Linked DNA regions of Homo sapiens: regions 1 and 3 are each linked to region 2. The links are chromatin contacts, found by Hi-C or POLR2A ChIA-PET in ENCODE. All regions are on one chromosome and are shown on one strand. The core of a region is the stretch at or near the end of the contact, and the rest is flanking DNA. Distances in the headings are between cores, read along the strand shown. Region 1 holds the start of ZNF764 (zinc finger protein 764). Region 2 holds the start of ZNF267 (zinc finger protein 267). Region 3 holds the start of MYL11 (myosin light chain 11).

Region 1 (2,700 bases), core at 150-2,649, 1.3 Mb before region 2:
AAACACAAAAACAAAATTAGCCGGGCGTGGTGGCGGGCGCCTGTAGTCCCAGCTACTGGGGAGGCTGAGGCGGGAGAATGGCGTCAACCAGGGAGGCGGAGCTTGCACTGAGCCGAGATGGCGCCACTGCACTCCAGCCTGCGCGACAGAGGAAGACTCTGTCTCAAAAAAAAAAAAAAAAATTAAGCAGGCTTGGTGGCGGGCGCCTGTAATCCCAGCTACTTGGGAGGTTGATACAGGAGAATTACTTGAACCTGGGAGTGGGAGGTTGCAGTGAACTGAGATGGCACCACTGCACTCCAGCCTGGGCAACGGAGTAAAACTCTGTCTAAAAAAAAAAATTACCCAGGCTTCGTGGCGAGCACCTGTACAGTCTTAGCTACTCTGGAGGCCCAGGTGGAAGGACTGCTTAAGCCCGGGAGTTCCAGGCTACAGTGAGCTATGATGCCGCCACTGCACTCAGCCTAGACAACAAAGCGAGACCCTGTCTCTAAAACAAAAACACCAAAAAAAGCCCCCAGAGTGTAGTGACCACGCAGAGGTGAGGACTCAGAGGCGGGTATGGCAGGGCCAGAGCCCCCATCACAGCTCCTTTCTAGGCTGCATCTGGGAGCCACGCAGGGGCTCAGCCTCGTCGTCGCAGTTGAGAAGGCAGTTCAGAGAGGAAACTGCTAAGCAGGTAGCTGGAGGTGGCAGAGGGTACCGGGATGGGACAGGAACAGAGAAGTCCCCATGGGACTGAGCACCCGATACTCCACCTGGGTCCGTTTGTGTCTGACATTTCGCCACCTCCGGATCCTGGGCAGCCGGACCCCACAGTTCGGCCTCCTCCTCCACCCAGGAGATGAGAGCTGGCTTGTTGCCTCCGATTCCTAGGGAAGAAGAACGCAAACCCCACGCTGCGGGGAGGCCACCTGCCCGGCCCCGGGGCCCCCAACTTCACGCGCAGCTCCCAGAGGCGCGGCAGGGCCTGTGGGGGCGCAGGGCTCAGGCGAGCAGGTGGGGCTCTCACCGAGAGCGCTCAGGTGGCCGTAGGTCTCCCGCATCACGTCCCGGTACAGGGCCCTCTGCGCTGGCCGCAAGCAGCCCCACTCCTCCCGGCAGAAGTACACGGCCACGTCCGCGAAGCTCACAGCCCCCGGCTCCCTCCACTCGGGTCCGGCCCCGTTTGGGTCCCGGGGAGGGAGCGGGGCCAGAGGCGGCGCCATGGTAACTGTCAACCCCGACGACGGATCGGCTGCCTCCCCTGGCCTGGCCTGGGCCTGCGGAACCTCCTGCGCCCGAGAAAGCCTCCCCGGCCCGGGCCCAAGGGAAGGAGGGAGGTTACTAGGGCCCCCGAGGGCGCACTAGAGGGCGTGGAAACTAACGGTGCCGATGGCAGCGGGTGTATAATCAGAAATGGAATATGCCCTCATAAAAAATGGCGGCGGCGCGGGTACTCGACCTTTGCCCCTACGCAGTCGTGCCCAAGACAACGCCCCCGGTATCTCCAGTCCGCGTTCTCTCCGTACCCTCATCCAAAATGGCCGCGGTGACTAATACAGAGGCCGGCCTTGAAAACTAGCCGCGCATGTTTAGTCCCCGGCCCGGCGAGGCGGTGCAGCAGAGAGCTCCGCCCCGGCCCGGCGAGGCGGTGCAGCAGAGAGCTCCGCCCCGGTTTGCACGAACAAAAGAGCGCCTCGCGGGAGTGAGCTGGCCTCCCGGCCTTACTGAACTCAGGCATTAGTTTTCGTTTGTGGACCGTTTTATAATCGGGCTCCAGCTCATCACTCTCTCGTTTTGTCCTTGTTATCTCAGAAACAGGGCAACAGCAGTCTCTTCCCAATGTTGAGTGTAAAAAAACCAATGGAGTGGGCGTGGCGCAGTGGCTCACGCTTGTAATCAGCAGTTTGGGAGGCCGAGGCCAGCGGAACAACTGAGGTCAGAAGTTCGAGACCAGCCTCACCAACATGGTGAAACCCCGTCTCCACTAAAAACACACAAAAAAACAGCCAGGTGTGGTGGCGTGCACCTGTAATCCCAGCTACTGGGGAGGCTGAGGCAGGAGTATCGCTTGAACGCGCGAGGCGGAGTTTGCAGTGAGCCGAGATTGCCTCACCGCACTCCAGCCTGGGCGACAGAGCGAAACTCTGTCTCAAAAATAAAAAAGAAAGAAAGAAAGAAAAAGGAGTGGATACAGGAGAACCTCCTCCATCGTAGGCTTGTTGGGGCCTGAAATTCTGGAAGTTTCTAGATGGCGGAGGCAGTGGGGAGAGTAGGGTAAGGTTGAGAAAGTCAGAGGGTCCTCTCTTCTAGGAGCTTCTCCCATGTGCTGCTCAGGACGCCTCCCAATTGCCAGTCTCCCTGTAGCTGCAGCCGGGCTCTCACCTCCCCTCACATCCTGCCCCTGGACAGATGGCCCAAGGCTCCTCTACTCAAATCCAACTCATCCCTTTCTTGCCCCAATCTGCTTCCCCTAGGGTCTTTATCTAGTAAATGTCACCAACTCTCCCCCAGACCTCTCTCTCACTTTCTGATGGTCTATTCTGTGCTCCACGTGACTTCATACATGTCCTGTTGTAGCAGGACAAGCCACAGACAAAACCCCTCAGACACCGAGTTGAAGGAAGGGTTTTATTCGGCTGGGAGCATCGGCAAGACTCACATCTCAAAAACCGACTCCCCGAGTGAGCAATCCCTGTCCCTTTTAAGGGCTCACAA
Region 2 (2,700 bases), core at 178-2,677:
GTGAGAGGGTGAGAGGCAGCCATGCCCCAGGCCAAGACAAGTGCATGGAATCCTGACTGTCAGCAATCAGGGATGTTTCTGCTTTGGGGAGGGAAGCATTTGTTCCACACGTCTCACTGAATAAGGCACAGAGCCTGATCTGTCCCAAGTGGGAGTTTAACCAAGCTAGATGGCGGCCGAGGGCCCTGGCCCAGTTTGACACCCACCTCCTCTCCCACCTTCTACTCAGCCAGAAGACTAGGAGAATCTACTCAGCCGGAAGACTACGAGGTGCTGCAGCGCCACTAGCTCCAAGACTCCAGAAAAACAGGAATAGGGCATTCTGGCAGGTCAAAGCAGACAGAATACTTGAGCTCAGGAGTTGGCGAACTGACTATTAACCTGTAGCCCCAGTTACTTGGGAGGCTAAGGTGGGAGGATCGCTTGAGCTCAGGAGATGGAGACCAGCCTGGGCAACATGGTGAAACCTCATCTCTACAAAAAATACAAAAATCAGCCGGGCATGGTGGCATGTGCCTGTAGTCCCAGCTACTCAGGAGGCTGAGGTGGGAAGATTGCTTGAGCCCCGGAGGCTGCAGTGAGCCATGACTGCACCACTGCACCAGCCTGGGCAATAGAGTGAGACCCTGTCTCAAAACAAAAGCAAAAACCAGAGGTAGGGCTGAGGAGTCCGTGGCCACAGAGCCTGAGCCAGCACGGCCCAGAGGAACTGAGCTCCCAGCCCTGTCGCTGCCAAGGACCCTTCTTCCCTGAGCTTGAAGGGATTGAGAAGGAGAGACAGACGGACAGTCAGCGGCCCCGTTACCAGTGATGCAGACTCCAGGAGATGCGGGCAGAGTTGTAGATTAGAAGAATAGGCCAGCCCCTCTTCCACGTTCCACCACGGCCCGCAACATCCTCCTGGGACCCCAGCCTGCATGCCCCTATAAGATGCTTTTGCACTGGTTCAGTCTATGTATCATGCGAGGGCCTAATTGAAAACACGTGAATGAAGTGTACGGCCTTCTGTTCCCAGCTGAGGGGCCCCCTCCCACGGTGGCGTTAGCAGTGGGGTACAGTGCGGTAAGAGAGGTGCTAAGGGACGGGATGAGGGTCTTTCTTGCTTTAAAGGTGTCTAAATATACTTCTTCTTAAACTTAATTAGCTAATAAGATGTCTTATACAAGCAGAACCAGGTAAGGGAAAGAGCAAGTGTATTTCAAGTCGCAGCTCACCCCTTAATTAGCTGTAATACCCGCAGCAGGCGGCCCCACCTCAATGAGCCAGTCTCCCTTTCAAAAAAAAAAAAAAAAAAGGCACTAATAATGAGGGGGCGGGGCATGGAGCTTTATCCAATCAGGGGCGCTGGAGTGGAAACCGTCCAATCAGGAGTGAAGCCGGAGAGCAGGGGCGGCTTCCGGGATTTGGCGGGGGCCTTCGTCGGCTCCAGTTAGAGCTCGGGTCTCCTCGCCACAGCTCCGAGTCTTTCGTTCTGGGAGGCCCAGGCGGCTTCGCGTTCTGAGAATAAACAGAACCTCTGTTGCTCTGCGACTTGCAGGCACTGGGAGATTCGTAGCTAAGACGCCAGGGCATCCCGGAAGCTGGGAAATGGTGAGTGTGCGGGGTCGGGGGTCCCCAGAGGGAGGGAGGGCGGTGGTCGGAAGCGGCGGGAACCCGCTGTAGGGGCACCCGGGCCTCCCCGCAGTCAGCCTCGGGGTCTGGGCCCCGAGTCCCAACTGGTGCAGCTCGGCCCTCGGTCCCCTCCGCTGCAAGATGGCGGCCAGGCCGGCAGCCGGGACCCCGCGTGTCCTGTCCCATCCCGACCCCGCAGAGCGACCTCGTCCCTGGCCGGAGCCCTCTCTGGGCAGCTCCGCGTCGCAGCCCCGCGTCTCCCCCAGATTGTGCGGTGAGGACGGGAGCGTCTCAGGGGAGACCCAGGTTCGGTGTGTGGGAAGAAACCGTGCCCTGTGGGGTCCTCAGTCACTACTCCTCTTAAGAATTAAAGGGAGTCACTGTTAAAACGTTGAAGAATTTGAGCAAATAGCGATTTGTGACATGGGAAGCCTGCAGTCCTGGTTTGTGGTTCGGAGATCCCCAGAGGGGCTTGAAGGAAAGGTTTTTATAAGGTGCATGAGGAAGCAGACCAAATTAACCGATGGGTTACAGTTTGTAGTTGCCTTATTTAGACTATGCAGGTGGAGGTGAATTGGAGCTTTGTGGTTCGTTAAGTCTGAATTTTGTTTTCCCCTAAAGTTGTAATTTACAAGAAAAGCATTTGAGTTTGGTTTTGGTTTTTCTCCCTAGAAACCTGGGGCACTATAACCACTTCCGTATAATCGCCTGCTCATTAATCATCTTAACACTGCCCAGGGGAACTGGTTTTCCCCCTGCGCTTTCCTAACGTGTAGCACGCAGAGTCTCAAGTCCACCACTGTGTTCCCCCAGTCTAACTGGGCTTGCAATAAAATATTAAATTTCCAGTTCCTTCCCGACATTTCCAAAGGCCAACTTCCCCTCTCCAGTTCACATTCTTAACTATTGGTCATTTATTGTACATTTCAGACAGTATTTTACTCATTAATCATGATTTCACAGAGCAGTGGATGACACTTTTTTAAAGATTTGTGTTTTTTTGGCATACATTTCACGTGAGAGGAAAGCAGAGAATAAAAAATCCCTGACACTCCACTGCAAAAAAAACTGTGCCTCTTTTTCATTCAT
Region 3 (2,700 bases), core at 124-2,623, 1.5 Mb before region 2:
ACTAAAAATACAAAAAAATTAGGCGGGCGTGGTGACACGCGCCTGTAGTCCCAGCTACTCGGGAGGCTGAAGCAGGAGAATCACTTGAACCCGGGAGGCGGAGGTTACAGTGAGCCAAGATCACGCCACTGCACTCCAGCCCGGATAACAAAACGAGACTTCATCTCAAAAAAAAAAAAAAAAAGTAGCTGGGCATGGTGGCGGGTGCCTGGAATCCCAGCTACTCAGGAGGCTGAGGCAGAAGTATCGCTTGAACCCAGAAGGCGGAGGTTGCAGTAAGCCGAGATCGCACCATTGCACTCCCACCTGGGTGACAAGAGCAAGACTCCATCTCAAAAAAAAAAAAAAAGAAAGAAAAGAAAAAAAAATTCCCCTCTCCTTGAAGGGAGGTAGGAGACCCACCTGATCCCTCAGCTTCCACAGATGGCTCTTTCTCACCACCCTCACACTTACACACACTTGACTATGAACTCCACCATGTGGGGGTGGAGGGATTGTGTCTGCCAAAGTACATCCACAAAGCCCAGCCTAGCACGTGGCACACTGTGTGTGTTCAATACATGTTTACTGGGTTTATTTTATTAATTTAAAATAGAGACGGGGGCCAGGCGCAGTGGCTCACACCTGTAATCCCAGCACTTTGGGAGGCCTAGGTGGATGGATCACCAGGTCAGAAGATTGAGACCACTCTGGCCGACACGGTGAAACCCTGTCTCTACTAAAAATACAGAAAAAAAAAATTAGCCTGGCTTCGTGGCACACCTATAATCCCAGCTACTCGGGAGGCCAAGATAGGAGAATCACTTGAACAGGGGAGGTGGAGGTTGCAGTGAACCGAGATCACACTACTGGCACTCTAGCCTGGGAGACAGAGCGAGACTGTCTAAAAAAAAAAAAAAGGGAGACAGGGGTCTCACTATGTTGCCCAGGCTGGTCCTGAACTCCTGGCCTCAAGCAATCCTCCTGCCTCAGCTTCCCAAAGTGCTGGGATTACAGGTGTGAACCACTGCACCCAGACGTTTACTGGGTTTAAATCTGAGCCCACCCCACTCAGGGGTACAGGATCTGGTTCATTTATCTCCCAGAATGATGCCTTGGGTTGCGTCCCCTCTAAACTCTGGCACATTCCAGCCCCTCTTTGGGAGAAAGAACATCTCTTCTTGCCCAGGCCCTAGTGAGACATGCATCGCAAGACATGCTCCCCCCTTCCTCCCCGCTGGGCTCCAGCTGCTGCCAGCCCTCCAAGAAAGGAGAGGCCCTGAGTTGGGCTATTTTGGTATCTGGGGTGGGCACCCGCAGGGCTAAGGTTACCTTGGTATGTTAAGGGCTCCCTGGGGCAGGACTATATAACCCCAGAGGGACTGCCCCATGCTGACTCCTTGCTTCTTTCCAGCCGGAGCCGCTGCCTTGCCCCCCGGAGACTGAAGACATGGTGAGTGAGAATCCTCCAACCCCTGCCCAGATCCCTTAGACCTCAGGGCAGCCTCACCCTTTGAAAGAAAGTAGCTGGTTCCCAGTCCAACAAAAAGTTAAAAGGATGCTCATCTCTTTCTCGGCATCACTGATGGAAAACAGACTGTGTGATGGCCTAAAGGATCCAATCAATGATAATCCGCCCAGACATTCAACTCACAGGGGCCCAGTCCCTCTCAAAGCCTGATCCATTCATTCCTGTACTCCATCTTCCTAAGGCCCTCTGGCACCAGCCAGGCAATAACTCCCATCCCATTTTACAAATGAGAAAGTAGAGGCTCAGGCCAGGTGCTGTGGTTCACGCCTGTAATCCCAGCACTTTGGGAGGCCAAGGTGGTTGGATCACTTGAAGCCAGGAGTTCGAGACCAGCCTGGCCAACAGGCGAAACCCCGTCTCTACTAAAAATACAAAAATTAACTGGGCGTGGTGGTGCATGCCTGTAATCCCAGCTACTACGGAGGCTGGGGCATAAGAATCGCTTGAACCCGGGAGGCAGAGGTTGCGGTAAGCCGAGATCGCAGCACCGCACTCCAGCCTGGGTGACAGAGCAAGACTCTGTCTCAAAAAAAAAAAAAAAAAGAAAAGAAAAGTAGAGGCTCAAACAGGGCAAATGAGTGGCTGGGGTCACACAGCAAGTCTGAGGCTCAGAGGAGCTAGGCTCAGGACACTGAGAAGATAAGGAAGCTTCCACCCATTGTGGGGGATGGAGAGTTGGAGACCCAGGAGCCACAGACGGGAATTTGGGGAATGCAATCAAAGCAAGCCCCCTCAGCAAAGAGGTCCCAAGGAAGGGGAGACTCAGGCCAAAGGGCTGCTTTAGGAACAGGGACTCGAAGAATTCTGACTCTTAATCCATTGCCCCCAGAGAGGTGGAGGGACTGGTCCATGGGCCCCTTTGTTCAACCCTCACCCTCCAGGCACCCAAGAGGGCCAAGAGAAGGACAGTAGAGGGCGGAAGCTCCAGCGTCTTCTCCATGTTCGACCAGACTCAGATCCAGGAGTTCAAAGAGGTGGGTGAGGGGACGGGGAAACTGGAAGGCTGACCAAAAGCAGCCCTGCTGGCCCTCTCCCTGGAATGTGCACCTGCTTGAAGGAGGGGAAAGGTTTAGAATTCCTTCCTCCCCTCTCTGCTTGGGGTGGAAGAGGACAGTTGGCTGAGAGCCAGCATCTGATCCTCCTGGGGTAGGGATGCTGAGGCTGGGCCATGGGGGACCTAACCCTCCCCA

What was found. Hi-C counts contacts between places; a loop is a spot of excess contacts on that map. ChIA-PET counts read pairs that join two places held with the same protein, here RNA polymerase II (POLR2A). Pooled maps may share reads with other maps.
Region 1: a pooled map shows a loop between it and region 2 (4-fold over the local background). The contact joins the promoter of ZNF764 here to the promoter of ZNF267 in region 2. A Hi-C loop is called at or near these places in 4 of 50 pooled maps. POLR2A ChIA-PET finds 5 or more read pairs at or near these places in 2 of 52 experiments (GM12878 and activated T-cell).
Region 3: a map of vagina shows a loop between it and region 2 (17-fold over the local background). The contact joins the promoter of MYL11 here to the promoter of ZNF267 in region 2. A Hi-C loop is called at or near these places in 1 of 168 maps with a recorded cell type or tissue (vagina) and 5 of 50 pooled maps. POLR2A ChIA-PET finds 5 or more read pairs at or near these places in 1 of 52 experiments (CD8-positive, alpha-beta memory T cell).

Annotation. Positions count from the first base shown.
Region 1 is chr16:30,556,975-30,559,674 of GRCh38, forward strand. ZNF764 (zinc finger protein 764) reads right to left here and starts at 1,400. Exons shown (of 3, transcript NM_001172679.2): 1 at 1,013-1,400; 2 at 759-872. The coding sequence starts at 1,208. RefSeq lists enhancers at 288-849, 1,390-1,529.
Region 2 is chr16:31,872,380-31,875,079 of GRCh38, forward strand. ZNF267 (zinc finger protein 267) reads left to right here and starts at 1,428. Exons shown (of 4, transcript NM_003414.6): 1 at 1,428-1,590. The coding sequence starts at 1,588. RefSeq lists an enhancer at 1,249-1,543 and silencers at 1,430-1,479, 1,630-1,709.
Region 3 is chr16:30,373,429-30,376,128 of GRCh38, forward strand. MYL11 (myosin light chain 11) reads left to right here and starts at 1,374. Exons shown (of 7, transcript NM_013292.5): 1 at 1,374-1,432; 2 at 2,392-2,484. The coding sequence starts at 1,430.